Linked DNA regions of Homo sapiens: region 2 is linked to region 1. The links are chromatin loops, found by intact Hi-C in ENCODE. Cell type or tissue: heart left ventricle. All regions are shown on one strand. Links, peaks and the distances in the headings refer to the core of each region. The heading gives the core; the rest is flanking DNA. Region 1 overlaps MAP3K7CL (MAP3K7 C-terminal like). Region 2 overlaps BACH1 (BTB domain and CNC homolog 1).

The links. Hi-C counts contacts between places; a loop is a spot of excess contacts. Peaks named below come from ENCODE experiments on the same cell type or tissue, not always from the same donor. Only the 100,000 strongest peaks of a DNase experiment are listed, where the experiment ranks them.
Region 2: it touches region 1 in a loop (2.9-fold over the local background); 51 of 110 quality-filtered maps call a loop at or near these places.

What each region holds. Positions count from the first base shown.
Region 1 is chr21:29,156,978-29,174,341 of GRCh38, forward strand. MAP3K7CL (MAP3K7 C-terminal like) reads left to right here. Exons shown (of 5, transcript NM_001286620.2): 4 at 2,964-3,079. Among named protein-coding and RNA genes, the nearest start is that of LINC00189, 28 kb to the right of the region's middle. RefSeq lists a silencer at 7,391-7,685. In heart left ventricle, for the core only: a CTCF peak has its summit at 7,552; a DNase peak (open chromatin) is centred at 6,074; H3K27ac peaks cover 1,154 bases.
Region 2 is chr21:29,345,381-29,357,772 of GRCh38, forward strand. BACH1 (BTB domain and CNC homolog 1) reads left to right here. Exons shown (of 5, transcript NM_001186.4): 5 at 1-768. Among named protein-coding and RNA genes, the nearest start is that of BACH1-IT2, 21 kb to the right of the region's middle. In heart left ventricle, for the core only: a CTCF peak has its summit at 3,316 (motif pointing left); no DNase peak of the experiment used is centred there.

The DNA of each region.
Region 1 (17,364 bases), core at 5,323-10,322:
GAGAAATTTGGGAAAGAGCAAAAGATTGAGTACAAATGGAGTCAGCCTCTCCTAGGTAACCCTGGTAGCACTGCTTAGAAGATGGGCTAGAGACAGCAGAAAGGTTTAATGAAATAATTTTTTTTGCATTGATTTTTTTCTTATTATGGGTAAAAACGCATATGGTAAAATTTACCATCTTAACCATTTCTAAGTGTACAGTTTGGTAGTGTTAAGTATATTCACATTGTTGTGCAACCGATCTCCAGAACTTTTTCATCTTGCAAAATAGAAAGTCTGTACCCATTAAACAACAATTCCTTATTTCCCTCTTCCTATGGCAACAAATGAGAGAATTTTACAATGTTTTGGTGGGTTATGCAATATAACCTTCCTCTTTACTTAAAAAATAGAAATCTATATTGCTCTTTAATGTTTTCATACAAACTTGGAACATTTGAAGTGGTGCTGAGTTTTATGTCAAGTTGAAGGCTTAGTTTTTAGGATCCAGAGGCTGAAGTGACCCCTGGAATCTTTGTACTCCCTGAAAACTGGATACAAAGTATTTTAGGCTTATTCTTTTTTGATTGTCCCTTCTTTATGATGGGAAGTCTTGAAAATATTATTATGTATAGATAGCATGATCATGCTGCTGAAAGCACGTGTGGATATCTTGAAATATGTACTACCTATCATCACATATGCTTAGTGGCATGATCGCTCTACCTATAGATAACAACATCTTGAATTTCCCACAATTAAGAGGTGCCAGTAGTAAAAAAAGAACAAATGACAACATTTCCCACTTAGTAAAAATCATTACAGGTGGTAAGCTGGGGGTGAGGCAGGGAAGGCCTCTCCCTTCTTAAGAAAGTTATTAATGTACTTTTCAGTTTTCCTTTTAAATTACAGCAGCAAAAGACATATCTCCCTTTACACGGCTGCTCTCTATGTTATCTTAAAGTTGTGAATCCTTTATGTAGAGTTCTAGAACTTTTTCGCTGCCACATAGTTAACTGTGCTGAATTCATGGTTCAGGTACCTACACGTACTGAGCTCTTGTTTCAACTGAGTATAGCCTGTGTGGTGTTTGTAAGGACAGGATCTGATGTGTAGAGTCTTAGGGCCTTCCAGGAGGCAAATCCTTTAACAGGGCACAGATGATTCAACAGCTTGGCTATGGTGCCCAGAATAAATTGCTTTCATTCCCCTTACTGTTATACCTGGTAAGTTGCCAGTGTAACAGGTGAAAATTGATGAGTGGGTAGCGATTTCTGGGGCACAGACTGGAGGAGCCAGGAGTTCTGAATTCCTTTGGCAATAGCTTTATCTCATGGGGCGAGTTATACTGTAGTACTACTGTGCGTTATTTTTCAATTGAATCCCGTATAGAAAGGGATGATGGTTCCAACAGTCTGAGTTTATGCTGTGAATGTGTTCATGGGCAGCAGAGAAAGGTGCTACCTAATATGATTATTATGAGATTTTCCATGAACTGGGACATAACAGATGTTCCACGTGAAGGTAAATTTGACCTAAATCTATTTAGAATTTTATTTCCTTTAAACATCTCTACTCAGAGGCCTCATGATACATAGGGAATGTCATCTTATCTATCAATCAGACAGTAAACTTTATTGAATTTCTATTACATCATGGGAGGGATCACAGAAATAAATATGACACCCACAGAAATCTGTGTCCTTGAAGAATATAATGAGAGGAACAAATAGTAAAAAATTCATTAGTTCTCAATTTCCTAATATAAAATTAGTGACAATATGACCTTGTCAGATACATAGTTTATATATAGAGAGAGACCATTGTGAAGAAAGGATAAGATTGAAGAGCCTATTTCACAATAAACTGATATTTCTCAGATTTTATTTACTTTTTTCTATATATAATTGAAAAGGGTGATTTAAAAAAAAACTCTTAACTAGTATTCCTAAAAGTAGTACTTTTTTTTTTTTTTTTTTTTTGCAATGGAGTCTCACTCTGTCACCCAGGCTGGAGTACAGTGGCATGATCTCGGCTCACTGCAACCTCCACCTCCTGGGTTCAAGCGATTCTCCTGCTTCAGTCTCCTAAGTAGCTGGGACTACAGGTGGGCCCCGCCATGCCTGGCAAATTTTTGTATTTTTAGTAGAGATGGGTTTTCATCACGTTGACCAGGCTGGTCTCGAATGCCTGGCCTCAAGTGATCCACCTGGCCTAAAAGTAGTACTTTTAATCACGCATTGCTAAACAAGAAATTAGAAAAATAAACTTGGGGAAAACTCGTTCTTTAAAAATAATTCCTAGAAGTAGGGTTTTCACCATGTTGCGGTCAGAAAGGCTTGCCACGCTGGCCTTTGCTTCTTTCATGGATGGGAGAAAAAGAGAAACATGAATCTTATAGGGATGGTTTTTTTTTAGGGGGAGGGAGATCCGGCCTTTCTTACAGGTTGCTTAATCCTTGCAAGCATTATTTCTGGCTCAGCATCTTTCTTTAGCCCAAATGCATTTCTCAGAAGAGAGCTTTTCTTCTCTACTCTGCAAGATGAGATTATACCTCCTGGCTACAGAAACAGAAAGCAAGGGATAATTGAAACAGACAACTGAACTATTTCCCCACCACTGCTCTTCTCTAAAGCAAAGTCTAAGATTTCCGGGGAGTACGGTAGAATCCTTTGGAGACTTATTTTTACTCCATCACAAGGCAGGTAACTGACATGTAATGGATTTCAGGGCTCTGGCTCAGGCCTGAGATGCCCATGAATGACACTGGGAGATGAATGTGGAGACTATCTGTCCACCTCTCTATTTTCAGTCAAATAGAATCAGCTGAACTCTGTTGAATGTTGACTGACAATGCTGTTCTCACGTTAAAAAAAAAAAAGAAGAAGAAAAAACCTTCGTTTAAAGAACATCAGCGAGCAAAATGGTTGGTAATTTATCCTGATGCAAAGAAATGGACTAATTTCTTCTTGTTGTTTGTGAAGCCCCTGCCGCCTTGTCATGACTCCGAGGAATCCATGGAGGTGTTCAAACAGCACTGCCAAATAGCAGAAGAATACCATGAGGTCAAAAAGGAAATCACCCTGCTTGAGCAAAGGAAGTAAGTACCTACCCCCCTCACTCTACATCTGAGCACTGCCTACTGGGCAAGGACCAGGGGCAATGGGCAGGGGACAGGCTGAGTGTGAGGATGACAGGGAGGCAAGGGGGTTACAGCAATGATTCAAGTGGTGCTATTGGAGATTAAGTGCTTTATGGAGTAGCAAAAGGAATACCAGGAATGCTTCCTACTCAAAACTTAATTTTTTAAATAAGACATTTTAGTTCATGAAATTAAAAATGCCAAAATACCACCCAAAACCACACTATGTTTTCCGTAAATGTGCCCAGAGGCTGCAGAGCACTGTGGCTTGGTGTGAATTTTAATTTCTGCTTAAATGATGGCATTCCCACATCACGTGAAGAAGCCACTGGGATAGCTCTTCAAAATAATGTAAACGTTTTAGTTGACTGACTACATTTTATAGTAGGGTAAGTTTTTATCTTGATAGCTTTTATTACTATTACAGTTCTGCTATAGGGAATTATACAGTTCTATTAATTAAAGCATTCTGATTTTACTCACTCATAACTTTTTGTTTCTGGATCCTTCTTTTTAATTGCACTTGATTCCGCCAGTGCCTACCCCAGTGAATCCCATTCTTTTATACTTGCAAAGCTTCAGAGTAGACACCTTTCCTTCACAGTACTAGCTGGTTGGGATTTCCCATTTATTAACGAGATATCTTGATTACTAGGATCTTTTGATTAGATCTCCTTTTGATTACATCTCCTACTAGGTGGTAAGTGCCATAAAAGCACTGATAGTCAGGTGTTGTCACCATCAGATTCCTGGAGCCTGGTATGATATGTGGCACCTAGAGGCTGAGTAAATTATTGTTGATGTGTGAAACAGAACACAAACATATTGTGATTCTTTATTTCTTATATATCACGTGTCACCCTAATAAAAGGAAGGGGAGAAGAAATAAACATGCTACCATGCTCAGCTAATTAAAAAATATTTTGTGGGGGCCGGGCGCAGTGGCCCACGCCTATAATCCCAGCACTTTAGGAGGCCGAGGCTGGTAGATCACCTGAGGTCAGGATTTGAGAACAGCCTGGCCAACATGGTGAAACCCTGTCTCTACTAAAAATACAAAAATTAGCCGGGTGTGGTGGCGGGCACCTGTAATCCCAGCTACTCGGGAGGCTGAGGCAGGAGAATCGCTTGAACCTGGGAGGCAGAGGTTGCAGTGAGCTGAGATCACGTGCCACTATACTTCAGCCTGGGCAACAGAGTGAGACTCTATCTCAAAAAAAACAATTTTTTTTTTACAGATGGGATCTTGTTATCTTGCCCAGGCTTGTCTCAAACTTCTGACCTCAAGCAATCCTCCAACCTTGGCCTCCCAAAGTGCTGGTATTACAGAGTCAATATCAGCAATAAAGGGCTGCTAAGATGAATTGTTAAATTAGGAAATATGATTATATCTTATATTTATAAATACATGAGGTTGGTTTTCCAAGGGTTATTAATGATTATTATTTTCATTAATATAGATATGAAATTTCATAAAGGAATTAAAGATTATTAATAATGTGACCAGTATTGAAGTCAAAGGAAGATTTATATAATCAATAGCCTGTGAATAAATGTATCTTCTGGTGTGTGTATGTGAAGTGTGGTGGTATAATAAAAATACACACACACACAAAATTTAATTTTTACAAAAAGCGAATGAAATATATTTTGTGTTGAGAAGTTTGTGAAATCCTTACAATTTTTTTGAGACTCCCAGAATGGTGGTCGGACAGTATAGCATGATGGTGGACAGTATGGGTTTTGGGGCCAGACTTCTGCAAAACCTCAGTTAGTACCTTACAAACCCTTCCTTCCTTGCTTGGTTTGCCATGCTTCAAACATAAAATTGTATCTAGACTTTTGGCTACAGGGGATTAAAAGATGTTTATTAGGAGGTCACAAATACAAATTTTCTCTTCCATGTCTGACTATTTTCTTTTTGTTCTAAGAGTTTTGATAAAGTTGCTTGGAATACTCAGATTGCATGATTACACACAGTTGGAGTCCTACAAAAAATTTCATGAAGGAATTGAGGATTATTAATCATGTGATCCATATTGAAGTCAAAGAAGATCTATATGACGAATAGCCTGTAAATGTATCTTCTGGTGTGTGTGTGTGAAGTGTGGTGGTATGATAGAAAAATCCTCAGTAATTATGTCTCTATTTATAAACTCTTCAGACTGAAGGTACTGGAGGACTTTGTTATTTAAATTAAATTTATGTGTAGCTTTTTTTTTTTTGGAAATGCAATACTCATCCCCTAAATTACATGTTCTGTAAGTTTTTTTTATGTTGCATTAAAAAAAATATGGTAGGGGCCAGACGCAGTGTCTCACACCTGTAATTTCAGCACTTTGGGAGGCCGAGGCAGGCAGATCACCTGAGGTCAGGAGTTCGAGACCAGCCTGGCCAACATGGCAAAACCCTGTCTCTACTAAAAAATACAAAAATTAGCCTGGTGTAGTGGTGGGCGCATGTAATCCCAGCTACTCGGGAGGCTGAGGCAGGAGAATCGCTTGAACCCAGGAGGTGAAGGTTACAGGGAGCTGAGATCGTGCCATTGCACTCCAGCCTGGGCAACAAGAGCAAAACTCTGTCTCAAAAAAAAAAAAAAAATGATATGGTAGGATAATGACATGAGAGTGACTCCTATCTAATGTTTGAAACATATCCTTACTGTTTACATTGAAAGCAATGATAACTCTGGGTACCACTACAACAATATTAAAATGAAAAAAGGGGCCAGGCGCAGAGGCTCACACCTGTAATCCCAGCACTTTGGGAGGAAAGGCAGGCGGATCACCTGAGGTCAGGAGTTTGAGACTAGCCTGGCCAACATGGCAAAGCCCTGTCTCTACTAAAAATACAAAAAAATTAGTCGGGTGTGGTAGATAGCACGTGCCTGTAATCGCAGCTACTCAAGAGGCTGAGTCATGAGAATTGCTTGAACCCAGTAGGCGGAGGTTGCAGTGAGCCAAGATCACGCCACTGCATTCCAGCCTGGGTGACGGAGTGAGACTGTCTCAAAAAAATAAAAATAAAAAATAAAAAAAGGAAAAGTCAACTTCTAGAAGTAACATGGCTAGCAGGCTAGTGGAGGTATTTTATACAACCTTCCAGACCACATACAAGTGGGCCGGACCCCCTCCTTAATTACTTATATGCCTGTGTGTGTTTCTGCAGAACTCATCTTGTTTCCTTCCCCAAAGTACTTGAAGTGTCTCCCTAAATAATTGGCTAGATGTAGGGCCAAGGCCAAATTCTTTCATTATATATATATTTTCTTTTTCGTAAAGTCTCAAGTTCCTTTTTCTTCATTCTCACTTCTACCATTTGGGCTTGGGACTTATTACTTGAGATCTTGGTTGATGCAATATTGTAACTAGTTTCCCTGCCTAGGGTTTCTTGTTGCTAGAAAATGACAGCCAGTTCTTGGCATAGATTTCAAGACCTCCCTGGGGATGCCTTGGAACCTCTGTAGAACTTCCAATCTCATCCCTCAACTTCAGCTACATTGGCCTCCTCACTTCTCCCGGGGCAGGAGGTGGGTCCTCCAGTCACTGAGCCCCTGTTCACACCAAGCTCTTGGCCTAACAGGCCCCTTTCTTCCTTTTTTTTTTTTTTTTTTTTGAGACAAAGTCTTGCCCTGTCACCCAGGCTGGAGTGCAGTGATGCAATCATAGCTCACTGCAGCCTCAACCCCCTGAGCTCAAGCAACTCTCCCACCTCAGCCTCTTGAATAGCTGGGACGACAGGTGCATGCCAGCATGCCCAGTTAATTAAAAAAATTTTTTTAAAGAGATGGCATCTTGCTATGTTGCCCAGGCTGGTCTCAAACTCCTGACCTACAGCAATCCTTCCACGTCAGCCGCCCAAAGTGCTGGTATTACAGAGTCAATATCAGCAATAAAGGACTGCTAGGAGGAAAATTGCTCGAACTCGGGAGGTGGAGGTTGCAGTGAGCCTAGATCACACCATTGCACTCCAGCCCGGGTGACAGTGCGAGACTCCATTTAAAAAAAAAAAACAAACTGCTAGGATACATTGTTAAATTGGGAAATATGGTAATATCTTATATTTATAAATACATGAGCTTGGTTTTCCAAGGATTGTTAATGATCGTTATTTTCATTAAGACTTTACTGAAGTGGAAATTCATTTTGCAACATGTCTTTTCCCAAACAGTCTTTATTTTCAAGCAAGATATATTGGGCCAAGTGAATTTGACCCAAGTAGTTAGCTCTCCATTTTTTGATGATTCTGTTGAGAATTTCTTTCTCATTATTTCATAAAGTGTAGCTGATTATGTTGCCTCTAGCTTGGCTGGCGTAAGCTAGATGCAAAGAGAGACGCTAACTAAGGTATTTTAAAAGACAGTTTTTCTTTATTGGAGTCGTTCAGACACTGCTTAAGGTTTGAACTCCAAACTGAACTTCTCTCTCATCTCCAGAGGAGGTCTCCCTGGATCAAGTTTGGGAGAATTTGTCTTAAGAGGCGTGATGAGAAGAGTTGCTGAAACTGTTATTTTAAATCATATCTGTTGGATGGAGAAAGAGAGTCAAACATTTTCTAGGATTATAAACTCAGCATTGGCTGAATCCAATTTAAAGAATCGCTTCTGGCTTATGACCAATGATGTACGAGAGGTTTGTTATATTTTTACTGATTTTTTTTTTCTTCTCCGTGTGAAAAAGGTGGGAAGGACTTTCTTGAAAGCTTTGAAAAATTACCAAGAATTCTGATATCTTTAAAGAACTCCTGCTATCATTTTTATCTAATTCTTTCTAGGCCTTTTGCATGTGAATAGACATTTTAATATAATTGCATATACAGTAACGTGGAATGTATAACATGATTTTTTCCGTAAATATTATAAGCATTTTTCTACAACATACCTAGCTTTTTGTGTATGTAATATGAAAGTCATTGAAATGAGATATAGACATTTTATGGCTTTTGAAATCTATCACCAAATTTAGAAAAAATAAAATAAAAAAATGAAATCTATTACCAAATTGTTTGACAGAAATTTTTAAAAGTATATTATTAAGCTACAATCAACTGTAAAGTTTGCTTTGTTCCAGATAAAGCATTTTATCTCATCCAGTAGAGAAACCACTTATTTATTTTTTTGGTATGAAATATTGTATTGGGTACTTTGGTGTTTAGAAGATTAACTGAAATGTCAGAAAAATAGACAGACTCTTAGAAAAGTCAGATTGAAGAATGTTTTATTTATTCATTTTAATTTTTATTTTTTAATTTCAATATGTTTTTGGGGCACAGGTGGTGCTTGGTTACATGAATAAGTTCTTTAGTGATGATTTCTGAGATTTTGGTACACCTGTCACCCAAGCAGGGTACACTGTACACAATGTATATTCTTTTATTCCTCACTCCTCTCCCACCCTTTCCCGAGTCCCCAAAGTCCATTGTATTATCCTTATGTCTTTGCATCCTCATGTTATATATATTTTTATAAACAATTTTATTTTATTTTATTTTTCTGAGACAGTCTTGCTCAGTCTCCCAGGCTGCAGTGCAGCAGTGCGATCTTGGCTCACTGCAACCTCTGCCTCCCAGGTTCAAGCGATCCTCCTACCTCAGCTCCCCGAGTAGCTGGGATTACAGGTGTGTGCCACCACTCTGGGCTAATTGTTATATTTTTAGTAGAGTCAGGGTTTCACCATGTTGGCCAGGCTGGTCTCAAACTCCTGGCCTCAAGTGATCGGGCTGCTAAAGTGCTGGGATTACAGGCATGAGCCATGCGCCTGGCCAGTTTTATTTGTTTTTAATTGACATGTAGTAATTGTACTTAGTTATGGGGTCTAGTGTAATGTTTTCATACATGGACACATTGTGTAATGATCAAATCAGTGTAATTAGCGTATTCATCTCCTCAAACATTTGTCATATCTTTGTGGTGAGAACATTCAAAATCCTCTCTTTTAGCTATTTTGAAGTGTACATCATTGTTAACTACAGTCACCCTACTGTGCAGGAGAACACCAGAAGTTATTCCTCCTGTCTAACTGTAACTATGTACTCACTGAATAACCCCTCCCCATACCCCTCTTCCTACCACCCTCCCCAACCTCTGGTAATCACTATTCTACTCTCTACATCAATGAGATCAACTTTTTTAGATTCCACATAGGAGCGTGATTGTGTGGTCTTTGTCCTTCTGTGCCTCACTTATTTCATTTAACATCATGTCCTCCAGGTTCATCCATGTTGTTGCAAATGACAGGATTTCATTTTTTAAAATGGCTGAGTAGTATTCCATTGTATAGATATATCACATTAAAAAATCTATTCTTCTGCTGATGGACACTTGGACACGTAGGTTGATCCTATACCCTGGCTATTGCAATTCGGTGGTTTTCAGTATATTCACAGAGTTGTGCAACCATCACCAACTTCACATTTCCTTCACCCCAGAAATAAATCTGGCACTCTTTGGCAGTTACGCCCCACTGACCCTTGACTTCTGGACTTTGGCAACCAATAATCTACTTTCTGTCTCTATGGATTTGCTTATTTTGGACATTTCATACAAATGGAATCATATAATATGTAATCTTTTGTGATTGGCTTTTTTCACTTAGTATAATGTTTTTAAGGTTCATCCACTTTGTATCATGCATCAGTACTTCATTCTTTTTATTGCTGAATAATATTCCATTGTATGAATATATAATATTTTATCCTTTCATAGGCTAATGGACATTTAATCGGTTGTTTGCACTTCTTGGCTATTGTGAATAACGCTGCTATAAACATTTGTGTACAATTTTTGAGGTAGACCTATGTTTTCAATTCTCTTGAGTAGGTTCCTAGCAGTAGAATTGTTGGCTCATATTATAACTCAATGTGTAACCTTTTGAGGAACTGCCAGATTGTTTTCAAACGGGTTGACATTTTATATTCTTGCCAGCAGTGTATCAAGGTTCCAATTTTTCCACATCTTTGCCAACACTTCTTGTGCCTTTTAGATTCTAGCCATCTGTAGTGGGTGTGAAACAATATGTCATTGTGGTTTTGATTTACAGTTCTCTGATGGCTAATGATGTTACACAGGTTCTCCTGTGCTTCATTGGCCATTTCTATCTTTTCTTGGAGAAATATCTCAAAGATCTTTTGCCCATTTTTTAATTTGGTTGTCTTTTTGTTTCTGAGGTGAAAAATGTTACATAATTTTAGTGTGTTCAGGCAAAACATCAGAAAGGGGTTTTCATATGAGGCTATCAAAATCAATGTGAGACTTATATTGTCATGTCTTTTTAAAATGTATAAAATGATGATTGGGGAGTAACATCTCATCTAGGGGAACATATCAGGATGGGGCAAAAGGGTGCATATGTAATTTGCAAAGGCATAAATTAAAATTAGTGCAATTTTGATTTGTTTTTAGTCATATTTATTCTGAGATTTCTAATAACAGGAGATTTTAAGTTTTTTTTTTTATGTTTAACCAGAAGGATTTATTTCTTTAGGATATTCCCAAAGGGAGAGGCTTTTAAACTGTGTTCTGAGGAGTCTCTCACAGATTCGGGAGGGAGAGGGTGTCAGGCAGGGGACTGTACCAAGATCAACCAGAGAAGGACCAATTTTTTTTTTTTTTTTTTTTTTTTGAGATAGAGTCTTGCTCTGTCACCCAGGCTGGAATGCAGTGGCGCGATCTCGGCTCACTGCAAGCTCCATCTCCCCGGTTCATGCCATTCTCCTGCTTCAGCCTCCCACGTAGCTGGGACTACAGGCGCCCGCCACCATACCCAGCTAATTTTTTGTATTTTTAGTAGAGATGGGGTTTCGCCATGTTAGCCAGGATGGTCTTGATCTCCTGACCTCGTGGTCCGCCCACCTGGCCTCCCAAAGTGCTGGGATTACAGTTGTGAACCACCACGCCCGGCAGAGAAGGACCAATTTTATCCCTTTTATTTGCATCCCTTCAGGGTATGACTTTCTTTGCAAAAGGATTCCACAGCAGGGTAACACTGAAAACCAAACCTCACTTTTATATACCTAAGATATTTTTCTTAAATATTTACTCAGCCTCCAGAAATTACATTTTCATTAACATAAATACACAGTAAATGGAGACATTTCTCCACAAGTGTTTGCAGGATATATAGTAATGTGGGGAAAAGTTCTATCTTCTCTTTCCTATGATGTCTGATATGAGTAAGATGCCTTCTGGGTAAGATATGAGATTTGAGTTCATTTTCCAGCTGTGGAGATGCACTTCCCAAGACTGACTTGGCTAGCAAGAATAGAAGACGGTGCCTGGCTTGTAACAGACTTTCAATAAATACTTGCTGAGCAAATGAGTAGAAGAGCAAAGGCCTGCCTCAGTTCTTTACTTTGTTTATGGAGACAGAGATGTAGCCAAAGGTATTCTTTCATTTTAGTACTTAGGTTTTTGTGAAATTTCAGTATCCCAGATGCCATCAGGCTGTGAGTTTAAGCTGTTAATGCCCCAATCACAATGATTTGGGTATTTTACACCACATAATTAGGTGCAGCCCAGTCATTTAATGGGAATTTCATTCCCAAGTATTTCTACACCTAATTGTCTGCCCGAAACTATATTAAATTTATGCCTAGTGTTCCATTATTGGAACACTAAATGTGGGAGTTATTTATATCCTACTGCTCAAGGTCATTGCCAAGATCTGATTTTTCAAATTCAAAAAATTGCAACCTCAGGCATTAAGTGGGTTAAAAGGGACAGCATATTTACTCTTCTCAGTGAGAGCTCTTTTAAGTAGGTTTCCCTTGCTGAGGAAAGAGGCTCAAATCCAATCTCTGGGGTAGCAGAGTGAAGAAACCTTTTGCTGTTCACTTTCTTCCTGTCCCAGGATTAATTCTTGTCAGGTTGATTGATAGTGGGAATCTCCACTTCCTTTAGGTGGTGGTTCTTAATCAGGAAATTCTCCACACCTGCCCCACCCTACATTGGCAATACTTAAGAGACATTTTTGGTTGGTGAGTGTAGGTTTGCTATTGACATCTAGTGAGTGAGGCCAAGGTTGCTGCTAGACTTCCTACAACGCCAATGTATAGACAGTGCCCAACGACAAAGAATTGCCTGGCCCACAATGTCAGTTGTACCAAGGATGAGAAATCCTGCTTTGGAGCAAGTCTGACTTCCTCCTGCACGGGTGCAGTGTTGCCCTTTGCTTCCCAATAGATATTAGTACATTTCTTCATGCATTAAGCATTTGTACAGCTTCAACAACATAGTCTAGACTGAGCATTGGAAATCTCAGTTCAGTATCATTTATTATTCCTCCACCTGGATAAAATGAAGGTAGACTTTGACATCCTTTCTGTCATCTTGAGGCATTGACTCCTTCTGTCCTGCGTATGAATGCTTTTACTCAGACATAAGTCTCTCAAGATCCACCAACAATACAGTCTAAATCCCTATTTAAAAGTAAAATTCTCCCTATGATAAAGGTATTTTATTATATTATTTCCCCAAATTCTTTAGCTCACTGGGGCCAAACTGTCTAGAATTTTGCCTTTCCCAAATAAAAGTCCCTAGTTAACTTTGAAAGGGCCAAGATCCCTTGTAGTGGTCTCCTCAGCACAGAGAAATATTTATTCCAGTGATGGATCCATGTCTCAAACTCCTGCAATGTAAAGAATCTCCTTAATTTTGGAATTAATTTCCATAAAGTTTGAAAGTTTTCTTAACCAATTGACTTGGACTTTCCCTTCCCCTATTTGTTTAGTAACTAAAAACCTTTCCAGGCATGTGGCTTAGGATGGAGGCAACAGATGAGCTATGGTGGACTCCAAAGTTATGACCTTTTAGGCTATTGAATGGCGTCATGTGGAAAGCTATGTTACAGATTCATGACTGCAGAAATAAGATCTCTCTAACTGTGGTCTTCTACCCCCATATTACATTACACTGAAGGAAACGATACAAATAGAACCAATAAATCAAAGGCAGAACCACATTCTAGCCTATAATACATATTGATTTGTTCTTCAGATCATCTATTTATAAGATTGTTTTTGTAGCTTGATGTGCCAAGGTTTAATTATGAATTGCTAATGGATGAGCATAAATATGTCTATATAAATAGGTCCTGGACAGGAAACAATAGACATTTTGACAGTTTTCATTGGATGTCTGTATAATTACTTATCAAATACATGACACTAATTTAGAAACATATCCGCTGAGTCTTCTGGGTTCCAGTAAAGAAGAAATTATTATTGACTTTCTCCAATGCAAGATCAGACTAGATAATTTAGACTATTCTTTCAAATTGTAAAAATCTATGATTTTGTGATTTTTTATCTCTGACAATCAAAATTAATGACAGATAGCTTCAGGAGTTTTACATGAGGTTAGATATGGAGCCAGGGAAATAGCCATTGTTATCCCCATTACCACCACCTCCCAGACTGTGATTTGAAAGTAAAGTCCACCTAAATCATTTATATGACACAAGTAATTTGAAGAGAAAAATAGAACAGGAATAGATGATCTGTTTGATGCATAGGGGATTTAAAGCATGTCTCTCTCTCTTTCTCTTTTTTTTTTCTTTTTTTTTGGAATGGAGTCTCACTCTGTCGCCCAGGCAGGAGTGCAGTGATGTGATCTCGGCTCACTGCAGCTCCACCTCCCAGGTTCCAGCGATTCTCCTGCCTCAGCCTCCCGAGTAGCTGGGATTACAGGCACACACCACCATGCCTCGCTAATTTTTGTATTTTCGGTAGATACAGGGTTTCACCATGTTGGCCAGGCTGGTCTCAAACTCCTGACCTCAAGTGATCTGCCCGCCTCGGCCTCTCAAAGTGCTGGAATTACAGGTGTGAGCCTCTGTGCCTGCCTCTTTTTTTTTTTTTTTTAATTTATATAGGCTTTACTCATTAATGTTTAAAAATAATTACATGAGGAATTTTACTAATTAATATTTAATTATTGACATTTACTACCTAAGCTATGCTTAGGGACACAAAACTCTAAACATTTAATCAGAAGATAGGCTTGATTTCTGGCTCACTCTTATTAGCTGTGTGACTTTTTCCTTTAAATGGAGCACTTTCAGTTTCTATTTCCTCATTTTTAAAACATAAATTACTGTATCTCTGAGCTACCTTTTTCTTCAATTATTTATTCAGTAAGTATTTATTGTGAGCCTATTCTATTCTAAACAGCATGGAAGATCCAAAAATCAGTAACAGCCCAAAGGAACTTTGTTTATATGCGTATCAGTGATGTACCTTATCTTCCAGTTTTGGACACTTTCTAACATCTGGTTTTGCTCAGTGGACACCAAAGTGGGTATCCAAGGCAGGCCATTGGGTGCAGGAAGAAAATACTAGAACTTTTATCCTTATTTACTCCTTGTCTTTTTTTCAGGATAACTGCATTTTGATAGTTTCAAACTTAGAGAAAAATTGCAAAAGTAGTATAGAGAACTCCCAACCGGGCGTGGTGGTTCACGCCTGTAATCCCAGCACTTTGGGAGGCTGAGGCGGGAGGATCACCTGAGGTCAGGACCAGCTTAGTCAACATGGTGAAACCCCATCTCTACTAAAAATACAAAAATTAGCCAAGTGTGGCGCACACACCTGTAGTCCCAGCTACTCGCGAGGCTGAGGCAGGAGAATCGCTTGATCCCAGGAGGCAGAGGTTGAAGTGAGCCGACATCACGCCACCGCACTCCAGTCTGGGTGACAGAGTGAGACTCCATCTCAAAAAAAAAAAAAAAAAAAAAAACAACACTCCCATATATCCTTTACTGGATTCACCAGTTACTAAACTTTCCCCAGTTGTGCCTTATTCTTCCTCCCACGACAGTACTGGGGTTTTCTTTCTCTCATACACACACATATACATATATACATATGTGTATGTATATATGTGTGTAAATACATGTATGTATACGTATGCATATATGTGTGTCATCATGCTCCACATTGCCCTAAACACTTCAGTAAGTATAGTCTAAAACAATAACATTCTCTCATTTAACCATGGTATAATAATTAAAATCAAGAAATTTAGCATTGATATATTATTATTATTTAATTCACAGTCCATATTCAAATTGCATCAATTTCCCAATAATGTTCTTCAAAACTATTTTTTTTTCAGTTCAGAATAGCACATTGCCTGTGTTGTCATTTTCTTTTTTTTTTTTTTTTTTTTGGTTTCTTTAAATACGGAGGAGTTCTTAACATTTTTAAAGATACAGGTTAACAATTTTGTAGAATTTCCCTGAATTTGATTTGGTCTGTATGATTAGATATAGAGTGTACATTTTTGGCAGGAATACCACAGAAATGATGTGTGTTTCACAGTGCATGTGATGTCTATTTATCTCATGACTAGCAGTGTCAACTTTGGTCATTTGGTGAAAGTGGCCTTCCAGTTTTCATCACACATTTCCCTTTTCAATTAAGTAATTTGTAGGAGACACTGAGGTTATGTAAATATTTTGTTCCTTATCAGACTTTCACCCCCCAGGTTTAGCATCCGGTCTTATCCTGTTACATATCCATATTTGGGTATGCTTTATAATGTATGTAATATATTGGCAGGTATATAATTTATGAATGAATATGCAGACATACGTAGAAGTAGTTTGGGTTTGTGTTCAATTTTTTTTAACCAATAGTATTATATAATAAAACATGTTTGGAGACCTAATTGAATGAGATGGTCAGGCTGTTTTCTAGCTCTGGATTATTGAAACATTACAGGTTGTGTTTTGATGAGCAACCCCCCCCTCCCCCCGCCCCTTGTTCCCAGTGGCCACAGGCTTATTTCCAATATAAACTTGAATATTATTGCTTTTCAGGAATATATGTATTTTCCTTTCTTCTTTTCATATTATGTAGTGTCAGATCAGTATCTGATCAGTGGAAGAAGGAAGAGGAGAGGCTTTTAGAAATGTAGCCAACTGTAGTGATGAAAGAATGTAAGGAAGATAGTATTTGCATGTATTTTATGCTAAAGCAATGTTATTACTACTTTAAAACAGGGGTTCAAAACTGTTTCCTAGGAACACAACTGTAAAACATCAGGAGCTTTTCAGGGTAGGGGGAACCTAGGAGGAGAAGCCTTGGGACTGAGACTGGTGGCAGTGTGTCCTAAGCTTTGGTCATTTGGGTACAACTTCTGTGAATGATCATGAAGTAAGTTCCAGATACTTCCACATCTACATTATTATTGACTCAAACTTTTTTTGTAAGTCATCTTTATGTAGATCTTCTTTTAATTAGCCTCCTTTTAGGGCACAAGATCTTTGAAATCATATGTTAGATGCGTTGGTTTATATTTAAAAATACACATTAATTTAATTCAAAAGTCTAATGAAGCTTTCAGTACAACCTACAATCATCTAATGCTAACACCAGCAGTACAAAGCCTTCCCTTTGGAAAGCTCATCTAGAAAACTATGTATCTGAAGGTCATTTACCAACTGTTTTTTGCCCTACAGAGGAGGAAGAAATGTAAGGCAAAGGAGAATTCAGTTAGATTTTGTCTAGGTTAGGATTACCTGACCTCCATGATGGAGACAGACCTGGTATCCTTTGGGTTATCATGTTTATTAAATCTACACATGGACTGAAGATCTTTAGCTCATTATTTCTTTCCTTTTTTGAGACAGGATCTCACTCTTTTGCCCAGGCTGGAGTGCAGTGGCACAATCATAGCTCACTGCAGCCTCAACCTCCCACGCTCAAGTGATCCTCCTGCCACAGCCTCCCGAGTAGCTGGAACTGCAGTTGTCAGCCATCATACCCAGCTAATTTCCCAATTTTTTGTAGAGATGTTGTCTCGCTATGTTGCCGAGGATGGTCTCAAACTCCTGGACTCAAGAGATATTTGCCTAGGTATCCCAAAATGCTGGGATTACAGACATGAACCACTGTGCCCAACCTTTAGCTCCTTATAATGTGTATTTAAATCAATGAATTATTTACAACTATTAACTAAGAACTAAGTTTCTTTAAAGTGTTTTCATTACAATTTTCCTACAGTAGCTTCAGCCTGCTTCCTCAATTCTGGAGTCACGTCAGCATCAAATGTGGACACAGTTTTGTTAATTTGGGCTGCAATATATATGTAAGGATTAGGGAAAGACATAGGAGGTAATATCTACAAGGACAGAGTTGGGATTCTGTAGTTCAAAGAAGTCTATTGGAGATTTGTTCAACTCAGATGTAGGAAACAAAGGAAGATAACAACTGAATTTGGGGGACAAAGACTCAGCCAAGAGAAA
Region 2 (12,392 bases), core at 1,021-6,020, 180 kb after region 1:
TTCAGTTTGTATATTGCATATTCACATGATCATTGTTCACTATTTTATGAACTGGCCTTCTCAATGTTTGATGATTTTTTAAAAGCTGTTATGTTGAATTCAGTAAAATAACATTACCTTATTTTTTTTCTTATTCAAATTCTGGAACTATAGCAAATAATTCGTTAAATTGTCATATTCAAAACAAATGTGGATACAGTCTTGGTTCTCCATCTGTAATTTTTTTTAACAGTTTGCTATAGCTTACTGCTTAACTAATTTTAAATAAGGAAATAAGTATGTTAGATGCAGTAGACGATACAGGTTGCATGTGGACACTCAGTCACATTAACAACTTGGGAAAAAAATGGCAATGTTACGGTGAATTCTCAGGTGAACTTTTTTCAGTTATAAAACATCTATTTTGAATCTGTAAATATTTTAAATGTTTTATTAAGGCATGTAATAAACTATTCTTTGAAACTTGTTGGGTAGAATGAAAATTAAAGCCATAATGGTAGAAGATGGCATACTGATTATAAAAGAAGCAGAAAAACATTGATTTTTTTATATCTTTCATAATATAATTTTCTAACAATGCAATAAAACCACTAAACTTTTGTGTCCATATTTTACTGAGACCATGTTTCATTAAAAGCATAGTTTCATAGTATTTAATTTACATTTCTCCCTAATGTTCTTACCCAAATGTACCTGAACTAAAAAATGTTAGATGTTGGTGATAAGTTGACAGTTAAATAAAATTCTCTAAAATTGCTTCTAATTGAATAGAATTGTACATTCCATTTTCATTTTCTCACTTCATGTGGATTTACTCAGTTTAGTCTTTTGATCGGTAATTAGTATATCTGAATTTGTAGGAGAGAATCTTTCCTTAGTTGATGATAATCATGCCTCAAAAAAAAAAAAATTCCAGCATTCAGGTGTTTTAGGAAGCACAGATTTTAGCTTTGCTTCTGATTTTACTTAATGTTAGTTTGGATAGAGAAGTATAGGGACTCTTAAGGGGTATTATCTCTATCAGTCATTAAGTTTTAAAAACTTATCTGCCGAGTCAGCTCTTTGTATCCTATTCAATTTCCAACCAGGCCCTTCTGACCAAGCTTTGGGCAGCTGCTCAGCGGTATTGGCCATCCAGGGCAAAGTCTTCTGGTCTAATCATAGTGATTCTCAGCTGGGGATGATTTTGCTTGCCTAGGGGACACTTGGCAGTTCCCAGAGACACAAATCTCGGGGGCAGGGTATAGGATATGGCTTCTAGGGGCAGAGGCCAGGACAGCCCTCACAACAATTACCCACCCAGGGTATCGATCTGGCTGACATTGAGAAACCCTGACTAGACCAACGATGGAATCAAGATGACTTGTAAGAAAGTGCTCAGTTGTGTGAGATAGTGTGGTGGCTGCAAGAGTTCAAAGGAGACAGGGTGAGAAACGTGGGATTTCACCAAGCTTTGAAAGATTGTAGTCTGAATCGGGAGAAGATGGTCTCTGGGGAGAGGAGGCCACTTGGCACAAATAAGCCTGGCGTGTTAAAGGAACAGAAGGAGGTTGTCACAGTGAGAGGGAGAAGGAGGAAGGCCCCCACTTGAGTGTTCACCAGTGGGTGTCCCAGCATCTTGCCCTACCCAGATTGACTTAAGTTATCGAAGGTCTGAGGTTAGACTGTAAGGGCTTTAAGAGCAACAGAAGTATAGGTAGTAGGTATTGAGGGTTTAGAGGAAGGCCAAAAATAGCACCCTTTCCCTGGCCAGAGTTTTGAACCATTTGAGAAATAAAAAGTAGGTGAAGTCCATATCGCTGATGGAACCCAGCTTGGAACCATGGCTTTCTAGCTGTTTAGCCCAGTGAACCTGCTAAAAGTGCATTCTGGAATTAGGCAGACTTAATCCATCCACCGGTCACCTTGGACGACCCCAAAAGGGGCAGAGCTCTTAGAGGAGCAGAAAAATGTAAACAGGGAGCAAATTCCACAAGTAAGGGGTGGGCCGAGCCAAGTAGACTTAATGACGCTAAAAATTTACTCATTAGAATCAGGGACTACTACATCAGGGCCAGGACAAAGTACAAAGTGGAAGTACAAAGGCCAGAGGGTGTTTCTTGCCCTGGAGATTTAAACTAGGGAAGTCTTAGGGAAGAGTGTTCCCCTTTCATGCTCCCCAGTTTAAGTTCTCTTGAAACATTGGCCCATTGCTCAACCAGGGCTGTGACTGATGGCCTGGAGGAGGAGAGCATCTGTTCCAGAGGGCAGACCTCCTCTCACCTTTGAGGCCACTTCCCAACACCAGCCTTTGCAGGTGTGACTGGCTTGGGCTGTCAGTGAACATTTGGTCTCAGAAGGCTCTGGATCCAGCAGTGTACTAGTAAGTAAATGAATTCAAAGGCTACTCTGTACCAAAGACTGAACATTTTTCTCATCCCTAATTCTCTCCTACCTCATCGTCCCGTGTAGCATGTAGCATATCAGATGTTCTGCATTGAGATTAGATCCCAACATAACATTCCCATAAGAAAATGCATGAAAGTCCAGGAATAAAATGCTAGCAACATAATGATATCCAAATTTGAATGGAAGTTTAACTTTTATTATTCAACTTTTAGAGAAAAAAATTCAAAGATTAAGTCCCTTTGGATTAAAAAAAATCTAAAGGCATTAAAGTCTAAAGGAACTAAAGCAAATCAAATTATTTTGTCCACCTGAGTTCGAAGTACAAAACTTTAAGAAAAATAAATCCCAAGACTATCCTGCCAGATTTCTCATTCAGATCAGCCTTGGCCAGAGGAGTTTTTGATGCCTAGGTCCAGTTGAGATTCTTTCAAGAGGCTGTAGCTGGAGTTGTCTTTAAGAGAGTGGTTGTTCCTACCGTGCTCCAGAAGGAACTAGGTTTGAGGCTGAGTCTCTGATGTGCTCACTTTAGAGTCAGAAGAGTTAACCACAAAATTATCATAGCCTTGGCCCCACAACCACCCTTGTTTCGAAACAAGCTAATTCCCAGGTACTAAAGCAGTCATCCCATACAACACTGCTCCCACAGCTCAGTACCTAGTGCTGCCAGAGACCATAGTAGAACCTCAATAGTATCTGGAAAAAAAAAAAATCTTGGTTTCAGTTCCCCAAAGATGCCCCAGTGTTCTGTAACTCACAACTCGTGATCCTAATTTCTATTGGAAGGACGCTCAAAAAGGGCTTAATTTTGGCCGTATACACTGATCATTCCTGGGGGAAAGACCACCATTGCATGACACCTTAATTTACATTTCCCCTTCCAACAAGCTGTTTCTGGTACCTGGACTGTTGAGTGAGGGCTCCCTCTAGGGGCTCTGAGCCAACATCCCTGTATACAGGCGTTTTCAGGCCTGAGCCAGAATGCATGTTTAGGCCTAAGAAAGTTGCCTCCTAGGGATGGAGGAGGCGTCTTAAATCTATCTTTACGGCCCGGCAGGGTGGCTCACGCCTGTAATCCCAGCACTTTGGGAGGCTGAGGTGGGCGGATCACGAGGTCAGGAGATTGAGACCATCCTGGCTAACACGATGAAACCCCATCTCTACTAAAAATACAAAAAATTAGCCGGGCGTGGTGGCAGGTGCCTGTAGTCCCAGCTACTCAGGAGACTGAGGCAGGAGAATGGCGTGAACCCAGGAGGCGGAGCTTGCAGTGAGCCGAGATAGCGCCACTGCTATCCAGCCTGGGCGACAGAGTGAGACTCCGTCTCAAAAAAAAAAAAAAAATCTATCTTTACATAGATTTAAGCAGTCCAGAATCAACTACAGATGAACCACATGGATCCAAGGTCCCTTCATGGTTCCCTCCTTGTGCCTGAATGCAGAATGGAATTTGGGGTGGCTGATACAGCAAGGGCCACAGTGGCCTGGCGCTACCAGTTAGAAGCTAGAACCTTACAAGCACTCTGTAGTACGTTGGAACCCAGCTGCCTTGAAAATCGGTGAAAATCAGTACCTATTATTTTTCCCAGCTACACCTAAAAGGCCTGTGAAGTCTGCTTTTCCCCTGGAAACTGCAGCAGTGGCATCTTGAGGCCACCTGCCCTGCCAAGCACCTGTGGGCGCTGGGCCTTTCCCTGTGAAACTGCTATGTTGCTGTTGATGGAGAGGGGCCCACCGGCGGCTGCTGCCCACATTTAATTTATTCCATGTTGCACCCACTTTCTAGGGCCTCTTGCAGTCCGTGAGAGGTGTGGAGGGAATTTCTGCCAGTTGGGTTTAAGATCATGGGTAGTACATTCCAGAAAGTGGGTGTTGACTGACAGGCATCAGGGGGAAGCTAATGTAAGGATTTTCCCCATTGACTTTCCTTGCCTCAGTTACCACTGAGTACCTTCCACAGCCTTTGGGTGCACCAGGTACCGTGTTCTAAGAATATAATTTTTCTTGGACAGCTGCTGTCTTGGCTGGGGATTGGCTTGATTTCAAAACAGGTGGTGCAAATGCTGTGATAATCTTGTGAGTGTCTCATTAATGCTGAGCCACTTAGACTCTTGGCATTGAGCCAGTTAAACTCCTGAGTCCCTGAAGGAATTGCACTATGAGAGGCGCTCCATATCTCTTCTGAAGTCCTTGCGCCTTTCACTTAAGATGCCCCTCCCCACCAGCCTCTCCAAAGGCCTAAGGAGACCAGTTAGGGCTCCACAGAAAGTCATTCTCTGAGGAAAAACACCACAAGCCACAACGATCCTCTAGATTCAATATGCTCACAGCCTGCTTTAAAACCTCTTACCCAGACCAACGTCACTCCTGTAAAAACCCACTTGGCCTAATACAAACCTCCACATACAATCGAAGGTAAAATGTCACGGCCTCTACTGCACCCCGTGGTTCACAAGACTCCCAATCACATGCGTCTCTTACTACCCAAACTCTGCTCTTCTGGTTTTGATTTTTCAATGTCTGTATACAATGCCGCCCTGCCAAATGTTGGGTTTCCAAAGGAACATTGCATATTCCTTTCCTGAGCTATGAAGAATTTGAGAGAGAAAATAAAGGAATGGTAGATGGGAAACCAAAACAAAACCTCAGTTGCTGATAATGGAGTAGCTTAGCGTGAGAGCCTAGTGCAAACTCCAGAATGAGTCAAGTTGACCTTATCAGGTTGTTTCTTGTTAGAGGGAAGTAACTTTTCCACCCTTGGTTTCCATGAAGGGAGATTTTCCTCTGGGCAGCATAGCACCACCTATACTCCGCTAATCAGCATGGTGGTGTGGAGGCGTAGAGTGCTAGTGGTGCTATTTGGAGACGGGCACATCCCAAGAGGAAGAATGGCCATGCAGGGCAGAGGACAACCAGTTATTTTCAGATTTATCAATCAGCCAGCGCACTCCATCTCTGCAGGGATGAGGGGAGCAAAGAGGTTGAGGGAAGATCATGTTCCAAGGTCAGAGTGTAGAAGGTGAAGGGAAGAATGTGGAAAGGAATTACGTGGAGGCAGAGTCTGGGGGCTTTGAGAAGCTTGCAAGAAGAGAAAGAGAAAGATACCCCAGAAGAGGAGCAGACTCCCATGAAAGCCACGAACTTGCCCTCTCATCTGCACACTCCACTACTAGCGGGAACATAGGTTCAGGTTTAAAAGCCAAGCCTGACCTTGTGTTTAACTGCAAACACTTCTTTTTCCTCTTCCTCATCTTATTCTTAAAGTATAAATGCAAAGATCATGGAAAATATTTAAAAATTGAGCACATTACCTTTTCATTTTAAAACAGCCATCCTTTAAAACAGACACCATTTTCATTCTGCACTCTTAGTTTATACTTAATCACTGTCCCGAAAGTCAGCTGTTTTCTAAACAGTTAATTTCCTTCTTTCAGGAGACCGGACCTAAATAATTTTCCAGATACCATCTTGATATGCAGGTTTCCCATGTGATGTGAATCTCTTGGCAGGAGATCCTGTTAACAATACCCAGCACGCTATATGAAAATATCCACTATAACTTAAGCTTTCTAAAGTAATACCTATTTGGTCCACCTCAGAAACTGACAGTAGTTCTGTTTTGAGCTATTAATTTCAGAGAATCTTCCTTTGTGAAATAAGCATGCTTATGTTTTCCTTGCTTTGATTTAAATGATAGCCTTAACTGCTGGGCACAGGACTACTATTAAAACCTTAAGAATAAGATTTTCTGAAGAAGGAACTCGTTTTTTAAGCACTGTGTTTTCATCTCATTTGAGCGTTTACTCTGGGCTTTAGAAGACCTCATCTATTATGCTCAACATCTGATATTTGAGGGGTTCTGTTTCAGGGTTCTGTGGAAAATCTGATGTGCCAAGAAGTGTTCCATACCATTCTGAGAACTCTGGATACCTGCTCAGACAGCTCTGTTTCAGCTAAACAGTAACATCTGGGAGGGAAGCTTAATGTGGAATCAAGGATGAAGTTTAACACAGGAATGAGAAGTAGAGCACATAGCTGCTAAGATAAGGTAGGAGAATTTGGCTAGTAAAAGCACTTAATGGCCTGAACTTGTGTTTACTAGGGCCTGGGAGAGCAGACAGCTGCCAGCATACTTAAAATAGGTTGAGTATGAAGTATGCACTTAAGGACTAAAAGAATTGCAGAAATTTAAGCAATGACTCAGTTACAAATCCAAGCCCCTTCAGAAAGTACAGGAACTATGGGGAGGAATAGAAAGAACATAAACCTGCAGTGAGACAGACCTAGTTTTCTTTTTTTTTTTTTTTGAGATGGAGTCTCACTTTTTTGCCCAGGCTGGAGTGCAGTGGCGCGATCAGAGCTCACAGCAACCTCTGCCTCCTGGGTTCAAGCCATTCTTCTGCCTCAGCCTCCCAAGTAGCTAGGATTATAGGTGTGCACCACCACACCTGGCTAATTTTTCTATTTTTGGTAGAGACGGGGTTTCACGTGTTGGCCAGGCTGGTCTTGAACTCCTGACCTCAAGTGATCCGCCCGCCTCGGCCTCCCAAAGTGCTGGGATTGCAGGCGTGAGCCACTGCTCCCGGCCTAGACCTAGTTTTGAAGCCTGGTTTTGATGCTTAGCCACAGTATAGCCAAAGGAAAATTACTTAATGTCTCTCAGATAGAATTTCCTTATATGTATGTCTTTCATGTTGGGACTTCTGGTCCTCGATAGCAAAGTAAGACTGACTCAAACTTCTACTCACACCTCGTGAAAATTCAAATCAATTCACCGCATTGAATGCCTTCTTTAATTTGCTCTGTTGCCCAGGCTGGAGTCTCAGCTCATTGCAACCTTTGCCTGCCAGGTTCAAGTGATTCTCCTGCCTCAGCTTCCCAAGTAACTGGGACTACAGGTGCGTGCCACCACACTTGGCTAATATTTGTTTTTGTTGTTGTTGTTGTTTTTGTTTTTTTTTTTTGAGATGGAGTCTTGCTCTGTTGCCCAGGCTAGAATGCAGTGGCATGATCTCAGCTCACTGCAACCTCCACCTTCCAGGTTCAAGCAATTCTCCTGTCTCAGCCTCCCAAGTAGCTGGGACTACAGGTGCTCGCCACCACACCTGGCTAATTTTTGTATTTTTTAGTAGAGATGGGGTTTCACCGTGTTGGCCAGGCCAGTCTTGAACTCCTGACCTCAGGTGATCCACCCACCTCAGCCTCCCAAAGTGCTGAGATTACAGGCATGAGCCACTGTGTCCAGCCTAATTTTTGTATTTTTAGTAGAGATGGGGTTTCACTATGTTTGCCAGGCTGGTCTTGAACTCCTGACCTCATGATCTGCCTGCCTTGGCCTCCCAAAGTGTTGGAATTACAGGCAAGAGCCACCGTGCCTGGCCGGTTACAGTTTTCTAAGAAATGGCAATGGAAGGCCTCACTGAGAAGATGTAAGAACTGAAGGAGGTGAAGTGAGTTTTAGTGGTTACACATTGCAAATTATTTTTGGCTAAGTTGTAAGTAAAAAATAGAGGAAATAACCAATCTTGTATGGTTGTAGTAAGAATCAAATGAAACAATGTATGGAAGAGTGTCTACCAGAAGGCCCCATGACACAGCTAGCACGCAATAAGCTTTCATCGTCTTGTATAGAATGGTACCATCCAATTCAGTACCCACTAGCCACATGCCACGTGTCACAACCCCCTTCTTTTCTTAGTACCTTTTTGTCAGAGGTCCCCTCTCTGTTCCTCCAACTTGCCAAAATTCACCTCCATCTCCTTTGCAGCATTTGAGAAGGAACTGGCCAAGAAGTGTTTTTGGAATTCTTAGCTGACCACCCACCTCCAGCCTACAGAGGTGGTTGAAAAGACTAAGAAGAGTTTTTTGGAGAAGATAGAGAATTTTGTTAGAAAATGTGGTAGTGCTGGGACTGTAACCTTCTTAATCTTAGTGAGGGGGGCTATGAGATGCCCACTAAAAAAGCCTTGACATGAGTCACCTAGAGTTTGGGAGACACAAAGGACTGGCACCTTATGCATAAAAAATATTGCTTGAGTAGATGGATGAAACTCCTGTGGCAGCAGAATAGAGTGGCATTTGGGAAGAAGAAGAATTGGCACTGGTGGGGGTAAAAGTTATAGGACTTCAGCCACCAGATGTGGAACCTAAATGAGGACTGTTCGTCTGAGGTCATTTCCAAGGGGATCCTATTCAACAGGGCTTCTGCCAGGGAGGGAGGTTGCCTTTGAAAGAGAAAATCTGAGATTTACCCTCAGGTACAGAAGCTGAGGGATTGCTCATGGTCAACCAATGGAGCTCTAAAAGATGAGCGGGAAGCTGGGTGAAGAGGAAGCATGTTTTGAGCCAAGGCAATTGCATATGCAAAGGCTGAGGGATGAGAGAGGGCCTCTCATGGTTTATTTGTAGAGCTGAAAGATGTTTGGTGTGGTTGCATGCCATGTATGTGTGGCCGGGGATAATGAGGGCTCCAGGTTGGAGGAGTGACATGTGGTGAGTCAGGAGAGGGGTGAGAAGAGTCCAGACCTTCTCAGGTATATGATAAAGTTTGACATTTATCTTAAGGACAATGGGAAACTTTTGAAAGGTGTGATATGATCAGTCCTGTGTTTCACAGTTTGTTTTGGCTGCAGTGAGGAGAGTGGATTGTGGAGTGGGAAGAGTGGAATGGGAGATACCAGTAAGAAACCACGGCTGTAGTCAGACAAGAAGTTAGGTGGACTGGACCAGGGATGTGTTCGTGGGAAATCAGAACAGTGGCCAGATTCATGAAACATGGCAGAGATGACTGTCCTGAGGTAGAAGAAGAGCTGGTAAAAAAGATAGAACCACAGACGATCCCCAGGTTCCTTTCTTGAACAACAGAGTGGAAGATGTTTCTGTTCAATGCGATGGTGAACACGAGGTCAGAGCAGGTTTGTGGAACCAGGTGTTAAATTCAGTGATGAGTGTACTGCAGGCAAGGCATGCTGTGTGGCGCCCATGTGGTTGTTGACATGTAAGACTTCTGCTCAGGAGGAAGATTTGGGCCAAAGCTTTACATTTATGCCTTTGGCATATGGTCCACTTTTGAAGCTATGTGAGAGGAAAAGCTTGCCTGAAAAGTGTGTGTGTGGTGAACAGAGGAGATAGCCCAGGACAGACCCCAAAGGAATACTGATGACTGGGAAAGAAGAACTCATAATGGAGATAAGGAACACTAGAGGAGAAGGAAGATCAGAAGCAAGCAAGATCTTGCAGCAGCAAGATTTATTGTGAAGAGTGAAAGAAAAAGCTTCCACAGCATGGAAGGGGACCGGAGCGGGTTGCCCCTGCTGACTGGGGTGGCCAGCTTTTATTCCCTTATTTGGCTCTGCCACATCCTGCTGATTGGTCCATTTTACAGAGCACTGATTGGTCCATTTTGCAGAGTGCTGATTGGTCTGTTTTTACAGAGTGCTGATTGGTGCGTTTACAAACCTTTAGCTAGACACAGAGTGCTGATTGGTCCGTTTTTACAGAGGGCTGTTTGGTGCGTTTACAAACCCTTAGCTAGACACAGAGCGCTGATTGGTGCGTTTTTACAGAGTGCTGATTGGTGCGTTTACAAACCTTTAGCTAGACACAGAGTGCTGATTGGTGTGTTTACAATCCTTTAGCTAGACAGAAAAGTTCTCCAAGTCCCCACCTAACCCAGAAGGCCAGCTGGCTTCACCTCTCAATCCCCCCTCTAAACAGGACACCCCAACTGCTGCTGGGAATTGGGCGATGACTGCTCTAGCTACTTCCTGCTGGATAGAGGCAAAGAAGGGTCCCTGCAGTTGCAGTGTCTTCCAGAGGGGAACTCTCTAGGCCAGTGAAAGGGCCAGCGGGTCGGTCCAGGGGTCCTCGGTAGAAGTTGTTAGTTTAGCTCATTTGGGGTTCCATTCGTAAGACCATCTGTAGCTTGATGGCCTCGATTCTAGAGGAAACAGATTTGACAAGGAGGTTAAAAATAAGGGTCCGAAGGCGAGTAATAGCAAGATGGCTGCCACAGGACCTAGAAAGGGGAGAAGCCATGTTGCCCAACTCCAGAGGTTGGTATAAGAGTTTTGAAAGGCGTTGTCTGATTTCAGAAGCCTTTTCCTGTAAGCGCCAGGTGGCATCTCTTACTATCCCTGACTGATTAGTGTAAAAACAACACTCTTCCCCTAAGAAGATGCAGAGTCCTCCTTTCTCAGCAGTGAGGAGGTCTAGGCCTCAGCAGTTTTGGAGAGTCACTGCTGCCAAAGAGTCTATTTGGGATTGTAGAGTAAGGATAGATTTCGTTATTTCTTGCAAACTATCTGAGAAATCCTGTGAGAGTGTGTGGTAGTAGGATAATGAAGTGGATATACTGGCTATTCCGGTTCCTGTAGCAGTAGCCATTCCTAACCCTATTAAGTAGGGTATTAGTTGTATGGCTCTGCACTGACGGACTTGAGCTTTGAGGGGAACAGATAGGGTCTGATTTCCATAAAATTAGAAGTTAGTACAATACATGTTACACTGTTAACTTTTAGCAAACTTTTGTTGAAAACCTTGTAAGTTTGGGGTTTTAATTTTTCTTTGCTATTAATAAAACCTCATTCAGTCCATATTAACTTAGAATTGGTATAGATGGCTCCTTCCTGATACTGTAAGTACTTTAAGGTTTGGCTGAGTGCAAACAGCTGCATGTTTGAACAGACCAATTATTAGGCAATTTTCTTAACTGCTTCTACAAGAGTTTCCTTATCACTTACTGAATACCCATTGTGTCTTTTTTCCTTAGTAGTTGAGGAGGAACCGTATATTATCCTGTCCTGAAGGGAGTTCCTCCTAGATCTGGTCAGACCTTTGTATGGTAATTAATTAAGATTTAGATCCCCTGTTAGGAAACCTGCTGGGTTAAGGATTTTTGATAGGAAGGCTATGGGTTGTCAGTGGCTTCAGTGCTTTCGGGCTACGCCCTTGTTTACACTGACAACAAGGTGATATTGGAGTGTTACAGGGTTACAGAGAAGACCTTCAATTATCAATTATAGGTTTTAAATTTACCCTGGCTTTTAATGGAATAGGGTACACTGTTTTTCCTTTACTACTTCTATCTCTCTCTTTCTCTCTCTTTGACTTCTTCTTTGTCTCTTTCTTTCTCTCTTCCTTTCTGTTGCCTCTGCCAGCTGCTTATGTTGCTGTTTTCCCCTCTCCTTCCCCTTTTGATGGCTTTGGCAGTGTAAGACTGCCACCTCCTTGGGTTTTTACACTGCATGCAATAACTCCATGGTTTCTTTGTGATATTTAATGGGCGTTCCCCCAGAGGTTAGTAACTCCCTTTCTTTCCATATTGCAGCATGGGCATGTAGGATTAGATAAGCATACTTGCTATCTGTATACACATTTATTCTTCTTCCCTTTCCCAGTTCTAAGGCTCGGGTCAGTGCCACTAGTTCTGCTAACGGGGCGCTGGTCCCTGGGGGAAGAGGCTTACTTTCAAGTACTGTTACTGTGGCATAACCTGCCCTTCGTATCCCATTCTCCACAAGTGAACTTCCGTCGGTATATAGGTTAAGGTGAGGATTAGCTACGGGGACTTCTAAGAGATCATGTCAGGCGGCCTAAGTCTGGACTACAATTTGTTGGCAGTCACGCTCGATTGGTTCCCCATCCTCTGGGAGAAAAGTGGCAGGGTTGAGGGCCACGCATGTACATATTTGAAGCACCAGTCCCTCAATGAGTAGCGCCTGGTATCTGAGTAGGTGGTTGTCTGATAGCCATAAACTTCCTTTGGCACCTAGTATGCCATTTACATCATGAGTAGTCCAGACAGTGAGATCCTTTCCTTGTATTATTTTGATAGCCTCTGACACTAAGATGGCCACCGCCACAACTACCCTTAAAGAGTGAGGCCAGCCTTTCGCTACTACATCAATTTCCTTACTTAGGTATGCCACTGGTTGTGGGGTTGCCCCATGAGTCTGAGTAAGGACTCCAAGAGCCATCCTTGCTCTCTCTGTGATGCATAAAGAAAA